Regions from separate parts of the Mus musculus genome. Here regions 1, 3, 4, 5 and 6 are each linked to region 2. Evidence: chromatin loops called from intact Hi-C (ENCODE). Cell type or tissue: gastrocnemius. All regions are shown on one strand. Links, peaks and the distances in the headings refer to the core of each region. The heading gives the core; the rest is flanking DNA.

What was found. Peaks named below come from ENCODE experiments on the same cell type or tissue, not always from the same donor. Only the 100,000 strongest peaks of a DNase experiment are listed, where the experiment ranks them.
Region 1: a loop joins it to region 2, with 2.9 times the contacts of the local background. A loop is called at or near these places in 9 of 42 quality-filtered maps.
Region 3: it touches region 2 in a loop (3-fold over the local background); 7 of 42 quality-filtered maps call a loop at or near these places.
Region 4: it touches region 2 in a loop (4-fold over the local background); 22 of 42 quality-filtered maps call a loop at or near these places.
Region 5: it touches region 2 in a loop (6-fold over the local background); 11 of 42 quality-filtered maps call a loop at or near these places.
Region 6: it touches region 2 in a loop (4-fold over the local background); 13 of 42 quality-filtered maps call a loop at or near these places.

The regions. Positions count from the first base shown.
Region 1 is chr4:99,055,398-99,059,397 of GRCm38, reverse strand. Dock7 (dedicator of cytokinesis 7) reads left to right here. Exons shown (of 50, transcript NM_001369286.1): 13 at 2,504-2,597; 14 at 3,914-4,000. Among named protein-coding and RNA genes, the nearest start is that of Angptl3, 26 kb to the right of the region's middle. In gastrocnemius, for the core only: no CTCF peak of the experiment used is centred there; no DNase peak of the experiment used is centred there.
Region 2 is chr4:99,180,592-99,186,006 of GRCm38, reverse strand. No RefSeq gene overlaps it. Among named protein-coding and RNA genes, the nearest start is that of Atg4c, 11 kb to the left of the region's middle. In gastrocnemius, for the core only: a CTCF peak has its summit at 3,170 (motif pointing right); DNase peaks (open chromatin) are centred at 3,131 and 3,770; H3K27ac peaks cover 1,242 bases.
Region 3 is chr4:99,060,536-99,064,535 of GRCm38, reverse strand. It overlaps Dock7 (dedicator of cytokinesis 7), which reads left to right. Exons shown (of 50, transcript NM_001369286.1): 11 at 421-586; 12 at 3,215-3,357. Among named protein-coding and RNA genes, the nearest start is that of Angptl3, 32 kb to the right of the region's middle. In gastrocnemius, for the core only: no CTCF peak of the experiment used is centred there; a DNase peak (open chromatin) is centred at 2,108; H3K4me3 peaks cover 127 bases.
Region 4 is chr4:98,736,995-98,742,409 of GRCm38, reverse strand. L1td1 (LINE-1 type transposase domain containing 1) reads right to left here. Exons shown (of 5, transcript NM_001081202.1): 5 at 3,924-5,415. The coding sequence ends at 4,294. Among named protein-coding and RNA genes, the nearest start is that of L1td1, 13 kb to the right of the region's middle. In gastrocnemius, for the core only: a CTCF peak has its summit at 2,480 (motif pointing left); no DNase peak of the experiment used is centred there.
Region 5 is chr4:99,118,818-99,124,070 of GRCm38, reverse strand. Dock7 (dedicator of cytokinesis 7) reads left to right here and starts at 3,146. Exons shown (of 50, transcript NM_001369286.1): 1 at 3,146-3,346. The coding sequence starts at 3,309. In gastrocnemius, for the core only: no CTCF peak of the experiment used is centred there; a DNase peak (open chromatin) is centred at 3,132; H3K4me3 peaks cover 2,489 bases; H3K27ac peaks cover 1,416 bases.
Region 6 is chr4:98,968,529-98,972,528 of GRCm38, reverse strand. It overlaps Dock7 (dedicator of cytokinesis 7), which reads left to right. Exons shown (of 50, transcript NM_001369286.1): 34 at 1,638-1,734; 35 at 2,803-2,899. Among named protein-coding and RNA genes, the nearest start is that of Usp1, 47 kb to the right of the region's middle. In gastrocnemius, for the core only: a CTCF peak has its summit at 2,391 (motif pointing left); a DNase peak (open chromatin) is centred at 2,416.

The DNA.
Region 1 (4,000 bases), core at 1-4,000, 130 kb after region 2:
GCCTTATGTACACAGTTAGCCTTTGCTTTTGTAGTCAGGCTGCGCCATTGAACTGGCACTGTAGTTAGGTGAGCAGCCACACCGCCGCCGCCGCCGCCATCACCACCACCACCACCACCACCACCACCACTGCCGCCCACTGCGTTTCCGCTCATGCAGCTAATGCTTTCCCACATCTGCTGTTTGAAGCACGACAATTAAAATGTATGTTTTATTTTCTGTTTAGATTTATTTGTTTTACATGCATTACTGTGGTTTTATGTGCATATGTGCCTGGTGTCAGTGAAGGCCAGAGGAGGGCATCAGAGTCTCTGGAGCTGGGACTGCAGAATGCAGAAGGTCTTCAGCCACTGTGTGGGTGCTGGGAATTAGACTTGGGGCCTTTGCAAGAAAAAAAATACTCTAAACCACTGAGCCATCTTTCCAATCCCTAAGTATTAAAGTATTATGTAACTTACATAAAACATAACAGGCTGTCCGTATTAGTGGTAATATGTAATATCCTCTTATATGTGTACAATATATAATGCTTATGTAGCTTAAATATTTCTAGCTCTTCAAATATTGGCTATATCTTTATTGTGAAAACTACTTTCTTTGAGTATTTTGAAACTAAGCATCCACTATTCTGATCTGTAATCACTCTATTAGATCGACACATACAGTGGTCCAGGCTTTAGTACTAGCAGCTGGACACAGCACAAACTGCTCTTAAAACTTAAAACCACAGGGCATTGGAAAGCATTGGTGTTGACGTTCTTTATTGAAAATATTTATCCATAAATATGTATTACTTTTGTAAGTATTTTTAAATACCTAGAAAATTGTATATCACAGAAATGCAAACTAAGTAAAAGTAGAGGTTGTACTTTTACTTAACAAAGTAGACTTCATGAAGTAAATTTCTCCTAAGTAAGATTCAACCCTTCTCCCAGTTTATGAGAAATTACTATCTATAGTTGTGGTATAGTTAATCATGTAAGGTTTCAAATGCACCAACCCAAAATTATTAGAAATACACAGAGATTTTAAAACAAAAGTAAATCCATACAATAGTTATAAAGACATTTGTTCTGTAGATTAGTAAACAATTGTTTTGTTTGCTTCAGGGGTACACAGTAGTAAACAAGCCAGCGATCTGGTGGAGAGTGTCGGCTTGACCTCTCTAGTGAGTTCAGCTTGACCACACATTTGGAGGTTGGCTGGATCAGCTGATCTCGATTGGTTTCTAGGAAAACTCAGCTTTTCCATCCACTAGAGGCAGAGATTCAGGAGAGGGTAAGCCAGGTTTCATGAATTGCTTATAGGTTTCAGTTTGCATATTTGCTCAATGACAGGAGGGGCTACATAGCCAAGCACCGGGTAGGAAATTATGTCCCACCCAGTAAAAGGCACAACACAGATGGTAATCATCACTAAGGAATCGAGACTGGCAATGTAATTTAATATATTAAGTAAATAAAAGTAAGTCTAAAGAAAATCCCGAGTGTATTAATGAATAAAGATTGAATATCTGTATTCTGTGCTCAGTAAAGAGAATATATTGTTTTAGCAGCTGATGGAAAACTTGCATTCATTAGCCACATAAAGCTCCTGACTTTCTAAAAGCCACATTTTCTATGTGTGACTCGGTTAAAGGACTGTGCTAGGGGTAGTAACTCCACAGAGTCACTATTTAGACATTAAAAAAATCACTTCCCAAATAATGGTACCTAGGGATGCTGTCTCCCATGTTATGAATAAGTGTGAGCTGGCTCAAGAGTGTGAGCTCACAGAGGCAGAGGTTGCAATAGCCCGGTGCCAGTGCCATGAGAGTGCAGCGTAGACAGCGAAGTGTCCCAAAGCAGGCAAGGGTTTCCTTTCCTTATCATTGTAGGTAGAAGGAAACAATAAATACTATTTCATTCTTCTCTGTCTCTCTTTCTCTCTCTCTGTCTCTGTTCCTACCCGCAGCCCCTTCATCTTTAGTTGTGGTCATTTGGAGGTCTGTGTTGGTCTTCATGTCAGGATAGCGGTGCTTCTCCTACCATCATTATATTCATTATTTATTTATTCATTACTATACACCTATATACATAACTTATAATGTGTAAAGATTCTGCATTTCAGAAGTTTTAGAATATAAAGCTAAAAGACATAATTTCAATTGTGACTCTCTCTGTAACTGTCCCATGTCCTTGTATTTGTCTCCTTTTTATTCTGTCTTATAGCTGCAGTCTTAGTTTTCCTTTTATAGCCTCCCTACCTTTAACTTGCATTGGCTGTCTGTATGCTAGATGTCCTACGATAATTTATAGGCTAAGTAATAGATCATAACTATGTACATAGATTAAAATGGTTGGTAGCATTACAAATCTCAGTCAGGTTTGAAACAAGAAACTTCGGAAGATTTTCATTCTCCTGAATATACCAATCTTTCCCTCTGACAGCACTACGTAGAAGCCAGTGCTTATCTCCTACTTTTGTCTTACTAAATTCTTTTTCTCAATATCATTGAAATCAGGAAGGAGACCGTTTAAGTGATGAGGACCTGTACAAGTTCCTCGCTGATATGAGAAGGCCGTCTTCTGTCTTACGGAGGCTGAGACCAATTACAGGTATTTTTCAGATTTTGAGTGATATGGTAATTCTCACTGATAATTATTTGCTATCATGTTTTCATTTTCCTATTTATCTGGCTCACTCATCTTTCTGTGCTGAGTGTTTCATGGTTCTTATCTCATTATCATGTAAGCAAACAGCTTGAATTCAGGGTTCATTACCGTTATCAACTGAGTTCTAAAATGAGATCTATGAATTATAATTGTGGCTTAAAGTGATTTAAAACAATAAATGTTAAAAAATGCTTTACTGTCACCGTTAGAGCAAACAGTCCAGAATAGAACTGACCAGGAGCCTGCTAACCCCGATGATAGCGTCTGAAGAGTTTACCAAGCTGAAAACCAAGTCACTTCTTTACTTTGTCCAGTTGGTGCTAGAGTCCATCCAACGTCTTGGTTTGCTATCCTGGCACTTGTTCTGTAGACCAGGCTGGCTTTGAACTCAGAGATCTGCCTGCCTCTCCTTTGCCCATCAAGTGCTAGGATTAAAGGCATGTGCCACCAAACCCAGCTTGCTGGCTAGGTTTTTAGTTCTTCACTCCCTGAATGGGGGATAACACTTATTATTTTACATGCACGTATGCATGGGTAAGTCATTTTTAAATTTTGATAAATGAAATGATTTCTATATCTAAGTTCTTTTTTATTTTGTTTTGTTTTGAAGATGGGGTTTCTCTATATCCCTGGCTGTCTTGAAACTCGCTCTGTAGACCAGGCTGGCCTCTAACTCAGAGAATCACCTGCCTCTGCCTTCTAAGTGCTGGGATTAAGGCACATGCCACCACTGACCAGCTTATGTCTAAGTTCTTAATAATATTTATCTATACTGTTTATCCCATATTTTTTTACAAAATAATATTGAAATTCCTCTAAGAACATTTTCTCTGTGTTAACCAAATTCTGTGGCTGTGACAGACTACCTCACAGGAGAATAAATTACTTGAGGCTAATCCACTTAAATGGAGGAAAGATCTAGTTTGGCCCATCTTTTCACAGCTTCCAACCGTCAGTTGAATGCCTTTGCTTTGGGGCCCATTGTGGAGCAGAACACTTTTGTGAAGCTGCCTAGGGCAGAGCAAAGCTGCTTAGTTTGTGGTGCCCAGAAGTAGATGGAAGTAGGAAGGACCAGGGGATGCTCTTCCAGGGCATACTTATAGTGCATAATTTCTTCCACTAGGTCCTACCTCCTAAAACTACCATGTCCTAGCAGTACCACATCTTGTTGGAAAAGCCTTTGAGAAGCACTTCAGACCCAAGTGTAGCCATCACAGAACATTTATATTCACATTGACTTTATAATGTATTTTCTGCAGCTCAGCTGAAGATAGACATTTCTCCTGCACCTGAAAATCCCCATTACTGCCTAACCCCAGAGCTGCTTCAGGTGAAGCTGTACCCCG
Region 2 (5,415 bases), core at 803-4,802:
TTTACATAGAAAAACCCTGTCTCAGGGAAAAAAAATTAACTTAAAAAAATGTATCTATTTTTATTTTATGTATATGGGTGTCTTGTCTGCATGCATGTCTGGGCACCACTTGAATGTTGAGTGCCCACAGACAGTTGTAAACCACTTAGCCATCTCTCCAGCCCCTAAAATTAACCCTTGAATACCTGCATTTCAGCTAGGAATGGCTGAGATAACTGGAGGCCAAGAATCACCATGAAGGTGTTCACATTAATGAACATACACACATTAGCAAAAATGTCTAAAATTAAGCATGTCAAGAATAGCAACTTACATGCACATAATGTACGATTTTAAATTTTCAAAAATAAAGTAGCCTCCTCAGCTAACCTGTTATTTCAGGAATTCTAGGGGCGGGTTAAATTCTGCCCAATTGTGTGTGGTTGGCTGGGTTTTTGTTTTTGTTTCGTTTTTGTTTTAAGACAGAACTTCTGACCCTCCTGCCTCTACTTCCTGAGACTAGGACTACAGGCAGGCAGCACCACACTCAGTCCATGTGGCCCTGGGATCAGGCCTAGGAATTTGTTCACACCAGGCAACACTCTTCGGGGCCACATCCAGAGCCCATCAGTAGTACTTTAAGATTCATTTTGCTAAGGGCTCATTTTGATGGCTTGAAACAAGAATCAGTACTAGGGTTCAAGTAGGTCAGTAATGTGTGCTACATGATGGATATTCCTTCCCAGAAAATCACCAATGGGCTATAAGTCCTAATCTGTATTTCAGATTACCCAAACACCAAAGCGTTTGGGGTGGCTCTAGCTATGTGCAAGGTATCAGGCTCTTTCTGGATAAGCTGCCGGGATCCCTTCCAGGGCAGAAATGGGAGACATTCTTCTGATGGTGTTCTCTATAGTACGGCTGCGTGTCATGGACTTGGATACCCAGGAGGCATCACCCAGAATCACCAGAGGACTTCTATTCAGAGTCTGGGTATCCAGATGCAGGAAAATGATTGCCACGGGACTGCTGTTGCCACCATCTGAGTTTCGCCTCCATCAGGCTAATCATTAAAGGCACTGTGTGGGTGTCTTTCTGGAACAAGCACTCCCATACCAGTGGGAAGGAAGAGAGGAGAGTCACAGTGGACCAAGGCCAGGACAGCTCCTGAAACACTTTGATCCTGGGTCCAGTTCAGTTTCTCATTTTATACTTTAAAAGCACAAGGTGGGACAGGCAAGCAAGCCAGATTTTGAGAAGCATACGTGACAGCCAGCAGGGTGTTAAGGGCGATGACCCACTGTTTCTGTTGTTTTTCCAGGTCATTCTGTTACAGGTAGCAAGGGTAGTCGTGCTTGGCAGATATTCAGTCCAAACGGTGCTTTAAATAAATCACTAAATAAAAAACATAAATCAGAATTTAATCATTGATCTTTTCTAACGTATTCTATTTCAACATAAACCAATGAACACAAAATGGTACGTAAAAGCAGTGGCAGAATTTAAATACCAAGGAAATAAAGCTGCCAATCAACGGGTGAACTAATGGACTAAATACAGTTTCTGTCAGAGGAAACATAAATACCAAATAACTATTTTTCTAAAGTTCAAAATCGCTTGTCAGTGGGGAAATGAAAAATTAAAACTACTTTGTGCTACCACCTCACCCCAGTCAGAAGGGCTGTCATCAAGAAATCTGACAAGAGATGTCAAGGGGGACATAAAGAAAGAAGAAACGTAGTCACTGCTGATGGGATGGATGCAAATTAATACAGCCACTAAGGAAATCGGCATGGAGGGTCCTCCGAAACATCAAAAGGGCAACTACCATGTGACCCACATATCCCACTCCTGGGTAATGGCTGAGAGAACTCTGTATCCTACCATAGAGAGATGTACACATCGGTGTTTACTATTGCTCAGTTTACTGTGGCAAGGCAGTGGAAGGAATTAAATGTCCATCATCGACGACCAAATAATGAACACCTGCTACAGTTATAAAACAGAACATAGGGCTGGAGAGATGGCTCAGCGGTTAAGAGCACAGACTGCTCTTCCGAAGGTCCTGAGTTCAAATCCTAGCAACCACATGATGGCTCACAGCCATCCATAATGAGATCTGATGCCCTCTTCTGGTGTGTCTGAAGACAACTACAATGTTATTTTTAATAAATAAATAAATAAATAAATAAATCTTTGAGAAAAAAATAAGATAAAACAGAACATTATTCAGCTCTAAAGAGAAAAGACCCAGGCATGGCATGGTGGCACACAACTTTAATCTCACAGATGAGGAAACTGGCTGGCTGAGAATGAGTGAGTGGAGACAGTTTGATCCACACAGTGAGCTCCAGGCCAGGCAAACCTCCATCCACAGTGAGACCCCTGCCTCAAAACAAAAACAGAAACAAGCAAACAAGAAGGCTTGAAAGGGTTTCAGGACTGGAGAGACAATGAACAATAAAGCATATGCCACTTTTCCAGAGGACCCCGGTCTGATTCCTCGTGCCCACGGGATGCTTCACTTCCAGCTGTAGCTCCAGTTCCAAGGTATCCGCTGCTGACCACTGCGGGCACCAGGCATGCGAGTAGTATACATAACGTGCATACAAGCAAAACACACATAAAATGATTGAATAAATCTAATACAAATCTTAAAATAATGTAACAGTTAAGAAAAGATTGCAGGAAAAATGGATGGAGTTAGATTGTACGATATTAATCGAGGTAAACGTCACCCGTTACTCATACGCAGATCCTAGCCTATAGTGTGTGTGTGTGTGTGTGTGTGTGTGTGTGTGTGTGTGTGTGTGCGTGTGCGCGCGCGCGCACGCGCACACGCTTTACATGAGACTACAGTAGAACATTTTGGAAGGAGAGCAAGCATGGGCAGTGTTGGACGACAAGGAAGGACAGGAAGCAGCCAAGGACACGTGAACCACGAAAGGATAGCAGCTAATTGGTTTTCTAGTTTTAACTCTGTCACAGAGTTTTCTTTCAAGCAATTCCCAAGCATGAATCTACTTGTCATAAATTGGGACTGATGTATTAATGGCACCCTCCTTAATTATGAAGCATAGTGCCAAGTTTCCGTGGAGCAAGCTTCCACTGAAGTTGTGCTCAGTCTCCTTTACTGGAGAACAAGCAAGCAGGCATAAAACCCCAGTGAATTAAACCTATTTCACCCAGTGGCCAGTAGATGGCGATAGTAACTTGATATTTGATTTTTCAGTTCCTTCTAAAAGGAACTTCTAAAAGTGTTAAAAAAAAGAACACTTTTTTTTAAAAAAAAAATGGAGTAGACCTACTTCTGCAGGAATTATGGAATGAGTTAGCCTATATTCAAATAAGACTTAACATCCACAGTAATAAATTCACATATAGAGGTATCTGTTCTGTCAAAAGCTCCATATTTTAAACTTAATATTGTTAATAGCTAATAAAATAGTTCTGAGACCATTTTTAGCTGGGACCTAGAATTTCAATTGTTTCATCTGTCTGTCATAAATAAATGGATTCTGTGTGTGTGTGTGTGTGTGTGTGTGTGTGTGTGTGCATTAGCGTGGGAACGTGCCGGTTCGATTTTTATTATTTCCTGCAACATTAGACCCCTCAACTTATTCCATAGGTGACCCTAAATCTTGGATATCCCTTCAAACATCAAGATAATCGTTCGGGCCCTTGTACCCATTTCATTGGTTTCGGTTGGAGGCTGTACTCAGGGAGGTCACAGAACCTTGAGTGAGACGCCAAGACAGTTCCCACGGGGAGGCTGACCTTGGAGCCAACAATCCCAAGAGCTGAGGAAACAGTGTCTACTACTCACAGTGCTCACTGGTTTTGGCATGCCACCAAATCCATTTCAGACTGGCCTTTGAAGAAGAAAATGAGATTCAAGGAGAAGAAATTAAGCTGGAAAGAAACCCTAAAGCCAACTGGAACCCACCAGTCAGCTTTGCCATGGAATTCTTAATTCCATTTTCCATATAGACTGTCTGAAATTGGGGTTCTGTCCCTTGTGACCTCCTGGTTAGCGCTCGTACTGTCTGAAGCAAGCAGAAGCAAGCTGTGGGCACTGTTTTCTGGCTCCAGCACCTGTCACAGTGTCTGTGTTACAAGCAATTTGTTTTCACACCTGTCTCTCTAACTAGACTTGCAAAATCCCTTCGGAGACTGTACTTGATGCATCCTATCTCACACATCAATAGCAATGCAAAAATGAACGTAATTAGTAAGCTCTTACTGAATTAATACAAAAATGCAAAACAATAAACAGTGCCTGAGCATAGATTTGGAGCTCACAGATTGCATAAAGAAAGAAAAATACAGTCCAAAATTGACTTTACAGGCACAATTCTTGGGTTCTCAGACTTCACATTTCTCTTAGCCTGATCACAGTTATAACTCAACCTAAGATCCTCAGATTCAATTTATTTCTCTCTCTCCTTTACTCTCCTTCTGTCTAATATAACTGAATTCAGAGGTGGAATGAACTTGCTGTGACTTCTCTTGGTTTCTTTTCTTTGATTTTTCTGTTGTCCTTAAACTCATAGGATAGCCAACCCATGCTTTCCGTTTTCCTCTGTACTTGTTACACAAGAAGAGAAAGACATCTTTGGGAGCAAAAAGCTGTCTTCTCAGAAGCTCCAACATATGCATTTTTGCATCTAATTAGTCTAAAATGATTAATAAGGTCAAGGTAAATTCACCCAATGGGTTGGCAAATTGATAATTCAATGGGCCCAGTGAAGACAGTCTTCCCAGGGCCTGCTTCTGGAACTGAGTATGACCCGTGACTAAAATTAGGATAGGGTGTTCCACAAATGAACATTGGCAGAATTGACACAAGGATCAAAAATAGATTCAGGACAGCAAACATAACAACTGTAACAGAAATCAACGCTGGGGTGGACGCCAGAAGATTCTGACACAAGCCCAGCAAGAGACAGCCAAGCCCTGGGCAAGAAGTCAGTAGAGTTCATAGAAGTGGCCAGACTCAAACGCTGCTCAAAAAACGGGTGGATGGTGCATGATGCCTAGCTGGCTGGAAAGCTGGAAAGTGGTTATCAATCACAGATGACTCCAAATGGGAGTTTTTTTCTTCCAGGCGGACACAGTTAGCCTGAGTTTTCAGATGTACTAGCCTGGGTTTTTACAGCATTGGCTAAGCTAACCTAAAGAGCTCTCACTGGTTCCTATGGAGGTTCTTGGTGTTCCTGCTGTGACACACTGCTTTTCTCTGCCACACTCCTTCAAACATCAAGTTCATGTCTGCATCAGCTTCTTCATGCACTGTACTAGACAAGACTAACTCAACAACACAGTCAAGTTCGAAATTATTTTGAAGTAGTTTTTGAAGTGTCAGAAACTGGCTCCTTTACAATAGGAGACACAGCTGGGGTGGCTGCCCCGCGGACAATTCCCCTGTGACCCTTT
Region 3 (4,000 bases), core at 1-4,000, 120 kb after region 2:
GTTTCAAGTAAGACTCAGTTTTTGTTCTGGAGCTCATAAAGACAAAACTTTTCCTGGATTTATCTCTCTTCTAGTTGTTCTCCTATTAATTTCTGTGTTAAAAAGACTGGCCATAATTACGTATCCTTTCCTAAAGACCACTTGTGATGTGTGCTATTGGCTCTAGCCCGCCCCCCCCCCCCCCCCCCAAGGTGAGAGAATCACAAAGAGAAACTGCACACTGCCTTCTCTGAATGTTTGCGGTGAGCGGAGATGTGGGATTGAGGAAAGTTACTGCTCCCTCCCCTGCATACATGCTAAGCCTGTGTTTTGCTGGATTTGCTAAGAATTCAGCACCTTTAGCCTGTCCTTGATATTGTGTGAAATAGCCCTTAGGTTGTGTCTTTCAAGTGTGATCATGGATCAAGTTCTGTTTTACAGAATAAGGAAAAATTGGAGAAATTGAAAAGTCAAGCTGACCAATTTTGCCAGAGACTTGGGAAATACCGCATGCCTTTTGCTTGGACTGCGATTCATTTAATGAATATTGTTAGCAGTGCTGGCAGCTTAGAAAGAGACTCCACAGAAGTCGAGATCAGTACTGGAGGTAAGAGTGCTCAGTAGACATTGTTGCGAGTAGTGATCTCTCCCCTTATAGAGGCTTGTGTCAGTTGGAAGGTTTCCTCAGGTGGCGTTGGTGCCACACAGCTATAATCTGGGTGCTTGGCTGGGTCAGCATCTGCTTCAGTCCCAGGGCAGTGCAGGCTTCATTCCTGAGGCTGTGCCACTCCCTCATCCTAAACCAAAACAAAAGAGAAAGAAAGAGGAAAAGAAATGTAAATATATTATATTTACACATTATTCAATCACTTATTTTTGCTGCAGTCTCGGAGTTCTACAGGCACCATGACAATTGATGTTTGGAACATGTTCACATCCATTAGCAATCACTCCTCTTTGTCCCCAAATTCCTAAGCCCACTTCTAAACAATCACTAATATATTTATTGCCTTTATGGATTTGTCTATTCCAGACATTTAATGTAAACAATTAAATAGTATATGGTGTTTTATGAAGCTTGTTTCATATATCATGGTGTTTTCACAGGTGTTACCTATGGGGTAGTGGCTGCTGGCATTGGATTTTCTTTTGTTGTCATGGTACTCCATTACATTTATATACTGCACTTCAATCTGATTATTATTGGTGATAGTTTGAGTTATTATGACTAATACTGCAGTGAGCAGTCATAGAGGAGTTGTTCGTCTCTGGCACCGGGAATTGAACCCATGACTTCTCATGCATGCTAAGCAAAGCACTCTACCCCTGAACTACAGCCCCAGCCTTTGTAGAAGCTGTTGCATATTGTGTGTGTGTTTTTTTCTTTTGACTATATAGCTAGAAACGAAATTGCTGCATCATGTGGTAATTCTCTAATAAAGATTCTGAGACTCTCAAACTATCTCCAGTGTGGCTGCCCTTTAAAAACTCTGACAGTCCTGTATAAAAGTTCCTGTTTCTTCTTATCTTTGCCAGTAGTGAATACTGTCTGATTTTAGTGACAGCATCCTACACTACATCCCAGTGTAGGCTAAGCAGCATCTCATTCTGGGTTGGATTTTCCTTCTCTGATAACGAATGACGCTAGGTGTCGCCTTGTGTGCTTTCGCCCTTTGTGATCCCCTTTGGAAAAATACATATCCACATACTTTGACCATTTTAAAAGCTCCTTAAAAAAAAATAACTTATCAATGCTTGACTTTTAAAGGGGGGGTTTTCACCTTCTAGTTTTTGAAGTATTATTCTTCAGTGTTTGTTTTATTATTATATAACCATTTCTACTAGTAAAATCTAATGATTGATGAATCTAGTGTAGTAATTTTAGTGCTGTGTGTTTTCCCCTTCGTTTTTATGAGAAGGCTTGTCAGTTTTTATAAACTCTGTTTACTGTATTTTTCCAGTTTCTCTTTATCTCCTCTCTCCTGCTGCCCTCTTGTAACTTTCACTTCTTTGGATGTAGTTTCTCTTTCTAAGAACAGGTTTCAGCGTATAATTGTCTTCATGACTTGGCTTTCGCAGGGTTGGCATGGAGCCATGGGTAATCATGCCCAACTTCTTTAGATTCATAGTTCCTTACAGTGTTCGATGTAATTACTCACTTGAGAGTTTGTTTTCTATATTTTAAGTTTGACTCTTGCTGTTAGCCTAGGCCAGCCTTGAATGCGCAGTTCTGTCACATTAGTCTCCCAAGCCCTGGGATTGCCAGCATGTGCCGCCAGGTCAGAGTGAATGCTTCTTCTCTTCTGGTTGGCACCTTCCCTGCAACCCTGCTGTAGCAGCCAGTCTCCCACATGTTTTGGTGTGCTACATCCCCACACATCTTATTTGTAATTTCCCTTGGGGACAACTCCTTCCTAGTAGCTTTTTAGAAGTTTGTGTGTGTGTTTCACTTCTGCATATTTGTGAATTCCCTAATTTTTTTATTGTTAATTTATAGTTTAATTTTCCAATTCTTAGCAATTATTTTCATCCTTTTGGTCTTTTCATATCTTGTCTTATGTCTTGGAGAATGACCTGTAACTGCTTGAAAATAATGTATATTCTGCTTTTCCTCAGTAGAGTATGGTCTGCTAGACCACATTGCTTGGATATTTTTAAAGTCTTCTCTTTTCTTGTTAATCTGTAATAGCATTGTTCCTTTAGTTTACAAAAATGGGAATATCTTGTATGTGTGAGGCCTTGGGTTTGCACCCCAGCTTCATAAGGAAAAGGATAAGAAGAGGAAGAGGAAGAGAGGGGAGGAGGAGGAGGAGGAAGAGGAGGAAGAGGAAGAGGAGGAGGAAGAGGAGGAGGAGGAGGATGATTCAGTCAAGACTTTGAACTTGCAACTTCTCTTTTGAATTTGTTTCAATTTGAAACAGCTAAGGCTGATTTGCATGCAGTTAATTATATTTCATAGGGCTTGCATAGTTCCCTCCAGCTGATTTACATCTTCTTTGGTTATGTGTGTAGATTATTATATGTTCAGAGACTTTGTATTGTAGAAATGACAACCAGATGATTCAGATGGAATTGCTTTCTTAAACCTTCCCCAGAAATGGATTCTTGTAGTGCACCTACAAGCTGAGCAAAATAGCTTTCCACATCAGTGAGTTATTCCTTACATTGGGAAAGCTAATTAAAAACGGTTTTACATTTTATGAAACTGACAATCGTTTTATCTCCTCTTTGGTAGAACGGAAAGGTTCTTGGTCAGAGAGGAGGAATTCTAGTCTTGTTGGCAGGCGGTCCCTGGAGAGGACGACCAGTGGGGATGATGCTTGCAACTTGACCAGCTTCCGGCCTGCCACCCTCACTGTGGCAAACTTTTTTAAGCAGGTAAAGTTTGTCATGTAGGCGTTCTGGGGCCGTGCTTGCACAAGGTTTTACTTCCTTTAAGGAGAGTGGTAACTATTCTATGCACGTCTATAATGTCAAGGACTTCTAACAAATTTAAGAATAAATAATGAATATGAGTTAAAAACAAGTAAAATGTGAACTAATTGACATTGTACCCGCTTTATCACTAATGTTATTTAAATACTCACATTCACATTTTAATGCATCAAAACTTGTCTTTCACAGCTATATCTTACCCAGTTGTAATGGTGAACTTTTAAATTTTTTTATAATTTGAAATTATGTATATGGACATGTGTAGCTGAGCACAGGTGTCTGCAGAGGCCAGAGACTCAGATTGCCTTGTAGCTACAGTTACAGATGGTTGTGAGCCGCCCAGTATGGCTCCTTTGCAAGAGTAGCGAATACTCTTAGCTGCTGAGCCATCTCTGGTACCCAGTGGACCTTTTCTTAAACACTGATGGCTTGTGAATTAGAGTGGTCATGTGCTTCCCCACCCGAAGTTTTCTGACTTTAACGGCCTTATCTATGGTTTGTGGAATAGAAACCCCATTTCTGTGCTCAAACTAAGTGCTGCTGAGGTAAATGTCTGTATCCAAGATCCTTTTATCAAAGACATTTT
Region 4 (5,415 bases), core at 713-4,712, 440 kb after region 2:
CAGTGAGCCCCTCGGCCAGGACAAATTGGAAGCATGTCTCCTTTGCCTCTGCTCGGTCCCTGGTCACCACATGGTGTTTTGTCAGGTCCAGGCCTTGTCAGGCCCAGGATCCTGACCCTGATTCTCCTCTGACTGAGAAATAAACACCCCTGAAGGAGAAACCAAAAAAAAAAATTTTTTTTTTTGCCATAACTATCAAATCTCACTCTAGAGGGAGAGATTTCAAATAAGAACATTAAAGTAGCCGGGTGGTGGTGGCACATGCCTTTAATCCCAGCACTTGAGAGGCAGAGGCAGGTGGATTTCTGAGTTTGAGGCCAGCCTGGTCTACAGAGTGAGTTCCAGGACAGCCAGGGCTACACAGAGAAACCCTGTCTCGAAAAAACAAACAAACAAACAAACAAACAAACAAAAACAAAAAAACCATTAAAGTAGCAATGAACCATGTTATCAGAATGAAAACATTTGAATTGAACTCATCTGGAAACCCATGTTTTCCTGTGGAAATTTCACAAACAAGATTATGAACCAAATACATAATGAAAACACATGCCCCGATGTCCTTGAGATTTATACAGAACTTCATTTGACCTTTTTCTTTGGCTGATACTTTTAGCTTATGAGCCTGTGTGGTCTCATACAACACACCTCCTAAATGAGTTTATAATCTCATTCATTTAAGAACAGTTCTTTATGGCATATATTTTCGTTTTCTCATTTATTTTATTTTACACAGAGACAGGGTTTCTCTGTGTAGCCCCGGCCATCTTGGAATTCACTTTGTAGACCAGGCTGGCCTTGAACTCAGAAATCTGCCTGCCTCTGCCTCCCAAGTGCTGGGATTAAAGGCATGCGCCACCACCGCCCAGCTAGTTTTCCCTTTTAAGATCCATTGAGAGCAACATCACTCCCAAAGACTCTCAGATCACATATATTACTATTGTTGGGATGTATATTCAGCCCTGCCTCAGCTCACACTCACCTTTCTTGTGTGTTACACACGTGGATGAGCATGTGCAGGGGCAGTGATGGAGTGTTTTTGGAGGATCGGCTTTTGCATTGAGAAGTTTTAGAAATATCTTAATACATTCCGCTCACAGGGATTTTTCTTAGTAGACATGACACCTACGATGACTGAACCCATGGCCACAGTGCTTAAAAAATATAGTCTCTTCACTTTAGGATGACAGATGCAGCAAATGCCATTCATCAAAGCCTTTCCTGAAACCCACTGGTGATAAGGCTCCAGGAAAAGGTGCTGCTTCCTGTGAAAACCTAACAATGTGAGTTCAGTCCTCTGAATCCATGCAAAAGGGAGACAAGATAGCTGGGTCCATACAAGACCTGTTCTGACCTCCATGCGTGCACATCGCGCATGGCATGCACTAAGAAACACTCCCCTTCCTTTTAATGTCTTAGGCCTATCGTGGTGGTGCATACCTTTGATCCCAGCATTCAGAAGGCAGGGGCAGGTGGATCTCAATGAGTTTGAGGCCAGCCAAGGCTACGGAGTGAAACCATGTCTTAAAAAACCTAAAAGTTGAAGAACACTCTGAGCTGCATGAAGTGTAGTCAAAACCAAAGCCCCTCCCCTCCACAGGTACACCTGGGAGCGGCACCAGGCGCTGAAGAAACACTTCAGATGGACCCTAACTAACCAGGAAACAGGCACTGTCCTGGTTGCCAGACTCAACATGAAAGGAAGAGGAGGTCGAGACTTGGTGTCTCTGATGTAGAGACAAGAGGAAGAGAGAGCGGAAGTGCACAGCGAGCCTCTCCCTCCTGTTGTGCCAGCCTCCTGCCAGCACACAGGAGCTTTACCATCATCCTCTGTTTAGAGCCTGGCATGGCCCAAGGGGTCCTCCTGGGACACTGACATCCCCAGCTAACCCTCAACTTTGGCAGCCTTGAGGAGGCTCACACTCTCTACCTCAACACATAGGCATCAAAGTGGAGATGGCGTGTCCAGGATACCTGATGTTAGCAGGGAGGCTCTGTAAACTCTGAAGATTGACATTTGACCAGGATTTGGCTTAGGAAAACCCTTATCTTCTACAAAGTTAAAAGTTAATTAAGATTACAGTCCCAATCAGCAAGATTCCTAGTGATGGGGAGAATAGCCAAGCAACTTCTACTGTGTGGGGTCCTGTGGGCACTTAAGACAGGAAGGGTAGCTGGCAAACCCAGTGCTGCCAGGAGCAAGCTACCTCTCTTCTTCCTCTCAGAACTCCCCAGGGAGTAGGCTGTGGAGACATTTCTTCTGCCTCCAAAATCAAACCATAGGAGCCTATCTGGTAGGCCACAACTGGAATCACACAAGCATTTAAAATTTTCTTTTGGTGCTGGGATTGTACCCAGAGCTTCATGCACTGTAAGTAGGTACTCTCTCATAACTTATATATCTGTTTAAGACAGAGGTCCTGATTTCAATTCCCATGAACCACATGGTAGCTCACGATCATCTGTGATCTGATGCCCTCTTCTGGTGGTCATGAAGCCACAACACTTACATACATAAAATATGTGAATAAGCCTTTTAAAAAACAAAAGCTCTCCATAAACAAAGACCCACATAGTTTACCCCACACTGGGACCAGCGGAGAGACATGCCTGAATTATTAAATCTGGGTGGAGCCAACACTGGTAGAACTCTCAAGATGAGACAACTAAATATGATCTCTTCTTAAACTTGCATAAAATTGAGTTTCGCCTCATGGACAAAACTCCTTGGAGCTCGTATCTGTCTTCCTTTACTGTGGTAGGAAATGGGGTGTCACCTGTAGACCTCACTGTCTTAACATGCCATCAGCCTCCCAGAAGACTGGAGTTCACAGGCCTACATGCCAATTTTTATAGCTTGAAGGCCTTTGACATTCTGTAAGATGGCCTCCCTATGTTGCTCAGGCTGGTTTCGGACCCCTGAGCTCATTGGCCCTTCTTCCTTAATCTCCTAATAGCCAGAACTAAAGGTTGGGGCTTAGTTTGTTTTTAAGACTATTACTTGTGTGTGTGCTTTGCTTGTATTTATCTCTGCGCACCATATTTATACCTGGTACCCCTGGAGGCCAGAAGAAAGCATATGGTTGTGAACTGCTACCTGAGTGCTAGGAGTAAACGCAGGTCTTCTATCAGTCCCAAATCAGCACAGCAAGAGACCAAAACAGGGCTGGAGGGATGAGTCTGGTTATAAGTAGTTAGAAGTGCTGCTGCCTGCTCTTCCAGAGGACCTGGTTTCAAGCCCCAGCACCTAACAGGTGGCTTGCAGTCAGTCATCTGTAATCCCAGTCCCAGGGCATCTGAGGGTACCAGGCATGTGGTACAAACATACATGAAGACTAAACGTCTATACATGTAAAATAAACATCTTCTAAAAGAGACAACACAGCATCGAGGATGACTGTGCCGTTTTACATCTGACATTTATGTCAGGTCTGAGTGAGGACACAGCAAGAGAGCTAGCAGGCTTTGGTTCCACTCCCAACATGGGAAAAATAATAAAACCAGGGGTGCCTGGCACTGTCTTCTGTAGAGTCCCCCAACCTCACAGGGGTGTCAGGGCTTGCTCAGTTGTCCTAACTTGCCCCAGGATTAGACACAATTTTCACTGCATGGTGTTTTCCCAAAAACATAACTTCAGCACTTGGCAGGCTGAAGCAGGAGGCTAGTCCTAGCTACATGGAGAGGTTCAGGACAATTTGGGATACTGGAGACCAGTGTAAAACAAAACAAAACATGCTATTTTCTTCTCTCAGATTTCTTCAGTGTCTCCTCACTAAAGACTGATTTCAAAGGAAGCACTATCTATGCACACACAGTCACGTGCTAAGGTAAAGACTCCACTAATGGATGGGTTGAAGCAATACAAGGTAGAAGCGATTAGACAATCTACAGGTTCTCTGGAAAATAAGCAGGGACATTAAGTAAACCAATGACAAATGCAAACTTCAAGCTTTAATATGTAATAGTAAATAATAAAGCAATGTAATCTTGTTGAGTCAGTCAGCCTGCAGTCTCTTCTAACTTATCATGTCCTTTCCCATCCCACTGTGGCCTCTAGTATTTTTCCGTGTGTGGTCACACTGACAAGATTCCTCCTTACCAAGGTAGATAGCTACTGAAAAGCTACATACGCTGTCTAACTCAACCAACACTCAGGGAGTTACACCGCTTCCCCAGCCCCTTTCCCTGGGGGAAAAAAAGTCAGCCGTCCACCCTTCAAGACAGAGACGTGATGGTCCACTGTCCAACTCTACTTGGTTTTGTATTTTGGTGGACAGAGAGCACTCCAGGTTGCTAATGTATATTGTTCAACAGATCTTTCAAATAGGGTATATCAGAGATAAACTTCTTGAATTCCTCAATATCAAAAAATATCTTGGTTTTACCTTTAAAATCAAATGCCAGTTTGGCAGGATAAAGGATTCTTGGCTGAAAGCCTTCGTCTTGCAGAATTTTTATGATACCACACCACTGGCTGCGTGCATCTATAGTACCAGGTGATAAGTCAGCTGTCAGTCTGATCTTGGACCCTCTGTAGGTTATTTCTTGTTTTGCTCTGGAAGCTTTTAGGACTCTCTGCTTATCACTAGCACTCCCAAACTTCACTAAGATGTGTCTAGGCGTGAGTCTGTGCTCATCCACTGAATTAGGGACACGATGAGCGCTGACAATCTCGAGGCTCTGGTCTTCTAGCTCGGCAAAGTTTTCTTCAATTACTTCCTTAATTATGTCCACCGCTCCGTTCTCCCGGTTTTCTTTCTCTGGAATCCCTATCACTCGGATGTTGGAGCTTCGAAACCTATCTTCCCTCTCTCTCAGCCTTTCTTTATCAACGATCTCCCTGGCTAACTGCATTGTATCCTTGGTCAGTCCCTCCACGGCATCTTCCTGTTCGCTCACCCTGGCCTCAATCGTGCAAGCTAAGGAATTCAGATCATCCAGTGAACTTTTCATATTCAGGACGTCGGAAACGTAAATGTTTTTGATTTTGTCGACCTCCCTTTGCATCTGTCTGATAACACTGATCACGCCTCTCTTGAAGTTTTCTTCGGTTTCAAGGATCAAGTCTGCTTCTTTGGCTGTTGGCTCTTCTGTTTGCGGCACCTTGTACCTCCCCTTTTCTATGTTCGTTAAAAGTGGAGTGACTTGTGACAGAGCACTCAACTTTGTACATGAATGGCTTTTAGGACCATCGCTACCTGCCCCTAAAGATTCTGATGGAGAAGTCAAATATAAGGTTAGACACGGCATCCCGATCCTTTGAGTAGAAGCAGCAGCTGCTCCTCCCTCCTGGCATCTCACCAGCTTTTTTTTCTTAGAGTCCCAGACCAGGTAACTAAAGGCAAGTTCTTTAAGCCCATGGAAGGTCTCCTTTTTCTTAGTCTGGGAAGCCGTCTTTCTGTTTACTTCTTCCTC
Region 5 (5,253 bases), core at 1,254-5,253, 62 kb after region 2:
TCTGCTTGCAAAGTCAGAACTGTATCTCATGAGGCAAATATTCCTTGTACAGTAGCCTCAGAGCCCTGAGCATCCCCTAACCCAAATCCTCACTGGTATTGCAATAAAAGATAGGACACAGAACTCATGGGACTTTTCCTGCCCCCCCCCCCCCGTACCGTATTCCTGGGTCTTCTGTTTGAGGGCCTTTCAAACACTTGCACATCTAATGGGAAGACTGTCCTGAGCGTTTCCTGCCCCATTAATGTACACTTTTGAGGCTACTCTTGGGAAAGTGGTTTTGGCTCCTGCTAAATTGTTTTGTTGGCTGGAGCTTGGGTCCTGAATGCCAGCCAATAATCAGACTACTGACATTTCCAGAAAAGCAAGGGTTAAACTCTGCTCACTTCACACACTGCCTCAAATGCAGCAAGCAGTCTAGGGGGGAGTACCATGATTTCTAAATTACAAAACTGATGCTAGATGTACTCAGCCAACTTCCTAAAGTATCCAGCCTCACCACTGAACACACATCATAAGTGCATAAGAATTTACCTCTCCAAGACGATTCCCTAACTCTTTGAGGATAGAAATAAGTCTTAATTACATTGTATTTCCAGGAATGAACATGTACATTGACTGACTGAAGGCCTGTGTCAGGTAAGACTAAATAATATTATCCAATTCAAGATAGCTGAAGGACTGGCGAGATGGCTCAGCGGGTAAGAGCACTGATTGCTCTTGTGAAGGTCCTGAGTTCAAATCCCAGCAACCACATGATGAGATCTGATGCCCTCTTCAGGTGAGTCTGAAGACAGCTACAGTGTACTTACGCATAATAATAAATAAATCTTAAAAAAATAAAAAGATAGATGAAAAGAAAAAAGGAAGGAAGGAAGGAAGGAAGGAAGGAAGGAAGGAAGGAAGGAAGAAAACTCTGAACTGAATAAACAAAACCCCTAGCAAAGTCCAGGGCTCATGTCATATAAGGGGCCATAAGGAGCTCACCTACAGGATTTTTGCTCTCTTCATTGCTCTGTGTGGCTCTGAGTCCAGAAGAAGTTAATGATGTGAAGTCCCTGGTTCATGGTCCTGATGCTCTTGGCTTGATTCATGTGCCTAACCTGAGGCTGGTCCATTTGTCAGGACCAGATCACCCCCCCCCCCCACACTCTTAAAAATATCGGTGAGGTAATCAACTCCTCAGAGAACAGGGGACTGAGATGCATGTACATGCATGCATGCCTGTAAAGGGTTGTGGGGCACATAAACACTGGGCAGCCAAAGCAATTCTATTTTCATTTCCATTGCTGAGGTCTGTGTATCTTTCCTTTAGTTTGGATCTCTACGGCATATGGGTACTGGCTCACACTGGACTTGGTTAGTTGCAGGACAGGTCTTCCTGAGGTCAGGGTCACACTTCCTGTGTGGAGTCTTCCCCAGACTCCATTTCTCCGGGTACTTTTTTTTTTTTTTTTTGAGCCGCTTGTTCCATTCCTACTGTTTCCAGTAAGCTTCACAGTGCATGCAATGTCCTTTCAGACTCTTTGGCAACTAGTGAGTCATGTATACAAAGAACTATTCAAAGCAAAATGTGCTCAGTCTCTAAGAGAGTACTGAGAAGATGTTTGTCAAGCAGAGATAAAGGCCTACAACATCTGCCTGGGAGCATGAAAGCAGACAAGCCATCCAGAGACTCTGAAGCACCAAGGACAAAGTCAAGTATACCATGGATATTGATAACACCTGCGAGGAAACTGTAGCAGCTAGGTAGGTACCCACTGCAGCCCAGACCCCACACTTAGACCTTGAATTCAGTGCATCTTCACACTATGCTTGCAACTAAGTAACACTGTTCCGGTTGTTTAAGTAATTTGCTCAAGGTCACATGGGGAGGAGGCAGAAAGCAACTGGGTTTCTATCATGAACAATGGAAAGGTCTGGAACAGTGTTACAGCAAAGTTAGACTTGGAGCAGCTGTATCTTTCCCCATGGACTCAAATATTCTGAAAACAGAACCGCAGCTAGCTCACATTTGGGCTCTAGCATACCTGCATTTAAGTACATGTTAAATATATACCCACCTCGAATGGGCTATCCTCACCGTAAACCAGTGTTTTAAAGGCATCCAATCACCTGGTTCAAACCCAGGTTAGGGTACAGACGGGAAGTCCTGGACCCACTTAATGAGTGCTTTCTGTTCTGTATGACTGGGCAAGTGACCAGGCTTCAAGCTGAAGGTTTCGCTATGGTGAGAGACAATCTAACACGCTCCACAAGGATACAGAGGACATTTAGTAACTGCAAATAAGGTATATTAAATTCTTAAAACATTTAGGAGGGAAGGTGTCACAAGAAGCCAAAGGATTTTTCTTAGTTTCACAATTTCAGAACCCAATGCATTAGAACAAGACTGACACAGGTTCTATTTATAGAACATCAAAAGGATGGAAAACAGTTCATCTGATGGATATGCATGTACGCATACATATGAAATGAGAATGCCAGAGTAACTGTAAAGGACTCACAAGAGAATTCTTTACAGGGATAACTGTTCTTGGAGAAAAGGGCCTGGGCTCTGGGTCTCACGTTCACGGGAGGAGCTTGCCATGTGTGACCAAGGGCAAGTCACAGCTTCTCTGAGACAATTTTTTTCTCTCTAAAATGGAGCTAAATCTACTTCAAAGAGCTGTTGTGGAGATTAAGTAAGATCATGCGTGTAAGCTTGGCCATGCACCACAAATCAGCGATTATCACACCACCTTTGTGGGAGAGTTCTTTCTACAAAGAAGAGCCATTGTTTCTCCAGCTAGACCCCACTCACGAGGTCGGGGCGTGCAAGAAAGGTGCTTTAAACTGCCTGGAGTCAGGAGCTGCAGGAACCAAGCCGCAAGGCCCTTTCCATTTCCTAACCTTCCCTTTGGGGAAAGCACAGCCCCGCGCGCGTTCGGCGGCTACGGTCACGGCCCCGTCGTGGGTCTTCCCGGTCGTGGCGGCAGGGCAGCGAGGGCTCGCGGCCCGGTTCCACACCCGGCGTCGCATCAGCTCCCGCGGGCTCCGGCGGCCTTCCAGCCCGGCCTCCAGCCGGGATTGGCGCGCGAGGCGAAGGGGGGTGGCGGGGGCGGGGGCAGAGAGAGGTTCCTCGTGCGCGCCTCCTCGGCGCATTACGGTACCCTGGTTCCGCGCTCCAGCGGCCGGCCCAGCCTCGCGGTGGGGTCCGGAGAGCCGACGGGCGAGCGCGCGGGAGGGAGCGCGAACGGGAGCGCGAGGAGGAGGAGGCCGCCCAGCCCCGCGTCCAGCCCCGCGTCCAGCCCCGCGCCGCCGCAGCCATGGCGGAGCGCCGCGCCTTCGCTCAGAAGATCAGCAGGTACGCGGCGGGGAGCCCGGCCGGGCCCCCGGGGTGCGAGGGTGGGTGTGGCGCGGCCCACGGGCCTTGCCGCGCGGTCCCGGGCCTGCAGTCCGCGCCCCGCCAGGCCCGCAGGGCGTGCGGCAGCTCGGCGGTTCTTTGTGTCCGCAGTCGCGTCCTCCCCGGCGCTCCACGCCCACGCCCCGGCTCCGGGCGCCCCAACAAAAGGAACTGGCGTGGAGGCCACGGCGCTCACGCACCCGTCGCCACCGCTGACAGCACCCCGGACGCCCCGCCCGCCCCAGCGGCTCCGCACCCACGCCTGCACAGGCACACTGAGGCCGCAGTGCAAAGTTATGGGCTGCGGGACATGGGAGCACCCCACTTACCCGTGGGCTCGGTGGGCGTTCTTTCTCTGGCCCCAGAGGAAGATGGATGACCCGACCCGCACTGGGCTTTATGCGTGGGCCTAGGAGTAAACCACCCACCGAGGATAAGGTTCCCCAGCAGTTTACCTCCCTGTCCAGATAAAAAAATGGAAGGATGTTTGTAGAATTTAGCTATGGGATGTACTTATGGATAAGGAACTAGGCATTGTTTGTTTGTTGTCTCATTAAAGCCTTATTTCTGCGACTTAGGCTTAAAGAAAGGCAACATTCAGATGAAATTTTGTGATGGCTGTATATATTTCTGTGGTTCTGAATCTTTTTAGCTTGTTGATATTTGTAGAAGGTTTTTGGATATGTTGGAGAAAAGCTTTTATTAGTTTCCGGACCCCCACAATGTTAAGGCTTTTGGGACACTTTTTTTTTTTTCCCATTTAAAACTAACATCTCATTGCATCTCTGTCTTTGGCTAAGATCAGATGTAAATGAACCCTTTTTGAGTTTTAAAATATGTATTTCATATTCTTCTTAAATAAGTTCTTAGGAATATGGGTGCTACTGGTAGACTAAGATAAATTACAATACTGAGTGTTTTTAAAATCGGGACCTTCACCAGGTTGTTGAAATTCTCTTGCATGTTAGTTGTCTCATCTGAAAAATGGTAATAATGGTATCTAGCTTATTGGGTTGTCGTGAATTTTAAATGGTCATTTTTTTTATAAAGCACTTAATAGTGCATTGTCCATATTATCATTGAACATTTGTAATTGGGATTGGAAAGTATGAGTTTTTGTTTTGGGGTCTTAAGGCATGCCATTAAAGGACACATTTTGTACAATTCTTTTAAATAGATCTTAGAGTTTATATCTCATAAAGTAAGTACACCCTTGAGGGTAAGGTATGAAATATAGATAGTGCCTCTTCTCTGTGAATGGAGATATCAGATGGAACTAGTCTCAAGACAGAAAACAGACTCTGTTGTGGAAAGCAGCCTCAAACGTGAGTCAGGCTAGCCTTGGAAGTTACAAAATCAAGGCAGGGAAATGAAGCCTGTGCTGTTGCAGGAGACGTTTAGGTAGACATGGCAGTGATGAGTGATTGCGAGTGGAAGTTGAGGAAGAGTGGGGCCATGCGCCTTTCCTGCCACCCAGCTTTCCAGCTGTGCAGCCAGCTGAATGATAGAAGGACATCTACTCATATCTAGAGCTGTGCATAGGAGGAAGTGGTTTCCGAATTGGGGATAAGATTGGATGGAAGTGAGGATTCAGGTGTAGACATCTTGGCTTTGGGGGCTTATATAGCATTAAGTGGAGACATCTATTAGCTTTTTGGTACTGGCTTGAGACGTAGGAGAGAATGGGGACCTCGAATTCAGAACCATCAGGAAGTAGACGATGAGTGAAGCCTGAGATGCTGATAGGGTCATAGAGAGAAAACCAAGGACAGAATGCTGTGCGCAGTTAGTAGGTATCTATTATGGATGAGTATGGGTCCTCCTTGTTACTGAGTATCATTAAATAAGACTTCTGAAGAAACTTACTG
Region 6 (4,000 bases), core at 1-4,000, 210 kb after region 2:
GTCTTCATTACATAGAGTGATCTCTGTTTCTTAATAATTTTAAACTTCCTATGTGAATGCTGAGCTTTTCCCTTTGTTGTTTCTCCATCCTCTCAGACAGTTTTTAGTCTCACTGTTTTCAGAAGTGGGCTTTTCATTTCCTAATTGGAAATGAAATCTGATTCCATCACATGCCTGTGGATTTCTCCACCAGCCCTGGTGCTTTGTCACTCAGGATAAAGTTCTGGTGCCTGTTAAAAGGCTCCCCATGCCATCCAGTCTGCCTTCAAACCTATAGTCCTCAAGGAGGAAGCGCCCCTACCGGCTTCTCCTATAGAGCCAGGAAGTAGACCAAAGGAAGTCATTGTAGACTGCTCCTGTAGAAGACAGAAGTTTAGTTCTCATCACTTATGTCAAGTCTCAGTGAGTGTGTGTGTGTGTGTGTGTGTGTGTGTGTGTATCTCCCCCTCCCCCCCATGTACACAAAGAATATATTTTTGAAAAAGAACTTATTCTGCTACAGGTGTTTAATCTTTTTGTGTCTGTGATGTATGTTTACCTGCATGCTTGTATATGTGCATGTATGGTGCGTTGCATGCATGTGTGGAGACCTACGGTTGATGTGAGAATCTTCTTCAATTATTCCTCCTTATTCTTTGAGGCAAAGCCTTGTAGTTAACCCAAAGTGCTATGATATGACCATCTTGCTAGCCAGCTTGTTCCAAAGGTCCCCTCTGCCTCCCACGGCTAAAATTACAAGCAGGTTAGCACATCAGCCTAGCATGTGTGTGCTTCTGGGAATCTGAATTCTATCTCTTGTTTACATGGCAAACACTTATTCCTGGAGCCATCTTCCTAGTTCCTATTATGCTTTTATATGAACATGAATTTATTATGTACTCAGTCTATCCCAGATACTTTATTATTAAATGATGAACAAGGGGCATCATGTCTGTTGGGTAATATGGTCTTATATGAATAAATGCTATAGAGCCTACAAGGTGCTCACATCTGTAATTCCAGCACTTGCCAGACTGAGACAGGAGGATTATGTTAAATTCATGATCAGCTCTGGCTACATATTCCAGGCCAGCCTGGACTACTGAGTGATACTGTGTCTCGTTAAAAATTATTAATTAATGTTATGACAGGAAGCAAAGCAAATACTTAGGTAAGGATTTCTTGGAGGGTGGGAGAAGGTTCCCAAAAAGGAGGTGGATGGTTTTTAACCAGTAGAAGTTGATGAGCAACCCAATCAGATAAAGCTCTGATTAGCCATTGTGTACATCCTAAATCAGGAGCATGTGTGGTGAGGTTACCCATTCCTGCAGGGAGAGCAAGAAGGTAGCATGACTAAACATACTCCAGTACACTCTTGGGAATGAGCTGTTCCATTTGGCCTTATAACACAGCCCATGTAAGAGTCTTTCTTTGCTTATTTAAAAGGGTTTTTTTCTCCCCAAGATATATTCTATATAGAAAATATTTTCTCCTTAGTTATTATGAAAACTTTTAAATAAAAATCATTACTGCCCAGTTCTTCCACTTAAACTGAAAGAAATGGCTATTTATAAAATCAAGAATGCCCGCTATTTCTTCTGTATTATCAAATGTGTATATGGTCCCACTGAAATACCATTTTGAAATTGGTTTGACAGAGAGGAGCCCATCTGGAAGCGCCTTTGGGAGCCAAGAAAACCTGCGGTGGAGAAAGGACATGACTCACTGGCGTCAGAACTCAGAGAAACTCGATAAGTAAGACGATCCCGTGTGCTAACGGCTGCCTAGGTTTTAAACACAAAGAAAATCATCTTAGGTTTTTTATTTTTATTAGGCATTCATCTTAGAAGACATGTGTTTGTTTGATTTTTAAGTTTTAAATTAAAAACTGAGAAAACGACTTTATATGTTATAGTAAAATATATTGCATATTTAAAAACTGATTTAAAAATAAATAAGGCAAGCTCATTTACTCAACTAATCCTCCATGGGATGTCCAACATGTATATATACTTTGTTTTTCCCATGTGGAAGAGGTTTCATTGGAAGGGAGAGACAAAGTAGTGGCAGAGAGAGAAGAGGGCGAGAAAGAAGAGAGGGGGAAGAAAGGGTTTATACACTTTTGTAGTAATTATAATCAGGTTGTTAGCAGTATCTAGTGCCATTCTTTTAAAGTTTTGTTTCTAATGTATGATTCCACCCAGTCTTATCTAAGACTTAAATTACTGTCTGAGAATATTTGTATGTATAGTGAAGAGGGAATTACATAAAATCTTAGAAAATGTAGTGCTTTTATTGTTGTTGATAAATACATTGAAAATGTTTGGAATCTGTGAGGAGTGCTTAGCTTTTGAACACTGCCTTAGATACAGCAGTGTGTAGACCGAGCACCACCTAGTGTCTGTGGTGACCGCTGTGAAGAGGAGTGCTGTCGGCCTGAAAGGCAAAGCAAACATGCATGCCCTCAGTGGCACCTTGTGGGGACTGATGGATAGGTTGCTTGGTGTAGTATCACTAGGAAGGCAGAGGCAGGCAGGTCTCTAAATTGGAGGACAGCCTGGTCCACATAACAAGTTCTAGGCCAGTCAGGGATGTACAGTGAGAACCTGCCTCAAAACAAAAAAAGATGTATATGTTGCTATACAGTCAACAAGACAGGGAAACAGAAAATTTCAATATATTAAATACTGAATCTTTCTTCTTTCTGAGTTTTCCTTGACACAAATAGTTTCAAGGTTTCTGTTTTAGTGAATCTTTAAGTTGTTTTTTAATTTCTGGCCTTTTGGAAAGATAACTAAAATTTCTTACAATATTTTGCATCAGGTCAAGAGCAGAGATAGAACACGAAGCACTGATTGATGGAAACCTGGCTACTGAAGCAAACCTCATCATCTTAGACACGCTAGAGATCATCGTCCAGGTAAAGACGTGCAGGAAGCTTAACTACAGATTCAGCAGGCCAAGATTGGGAAATCAGTTTGAGGCACACAATGGTGGTCAGACATCAGTAGTTCTAAGTAGTTGGTGATTCTCTACTTATAAATTCTATTTCTTTCCAAGTTTTCAAATGTTTATTCTTTGAGGGTGCTTATAAAATCTACATCTGTTTGTCATATTCAAGGCCTTGTCTTTTGTTTTTAATAATGGGGTATCCCACTGGAATATAGTTAACATGTAGCATAGAGATATGCTGGTTTTATTGTATCTTCTACATATTAAGCAGTAGTTTAGGTTTTTATGTGTAGTGACCTATTGGGTAATTTTACATAACTGCAAACTGCCTTATCAGTCACTTTCTAGACATTAGTACCCTGTTAGTGACAGGAGCCACTTAGGAAGTGTTTCAAGCAATGTCCTAAGCGCTTCACAAGTGTTAACTTATGTGGTCTTCATAAGAGAAAGGCTATTGAAATGACCACTATCCTGCTTTTGTAGATAACAGTAGTTAGCCACAGAGATGTTTCAGAGTGTCCCATGAACACAGGAAGAAAGTAGGAGAACCAGAGTGTGAATCCGTTCCCAGGATGCTCCAGTTGTTTTAGTAACTAGTCTCTCACCTGTTTCTGGCAGTCCCTATCTGCTGCTGTCACTCTCTCAGGGTCTTAACTCAATGCTGTCGTAATGGCTGCCTACTTCATAGCATTCGGTATTCTCTCTGTAGTCTGTTCTGTTCACTTCCTTAAGGTTATTCTTCTTAGATTTTACTTGCTGCTATCCTGATTGAAAATTTCAAAACATAAAACCGCCAGTATTTCTTGGAACTAGAGAGATGGCTGAGTGTTAGGAGAATTGGCGTGTAATTGTGAAGACTGCAGACCAGATGCTAGCACCGACATAACAAAGCCTGGCTTCTCGCTTATGCCTGTAACCCAGTTCCAAAGGACATGAGGACACATGAAGGTCACCGAGGCTTGCTGGGTTTCAGCCTAGCCAGGAAGACACAAGCCCAAGGTTCAAAGAAACCCAGCCTCAAAGAAATAGTCAGAGCATGGTAGAAGACACTCAACACCCTCTTCTGGCT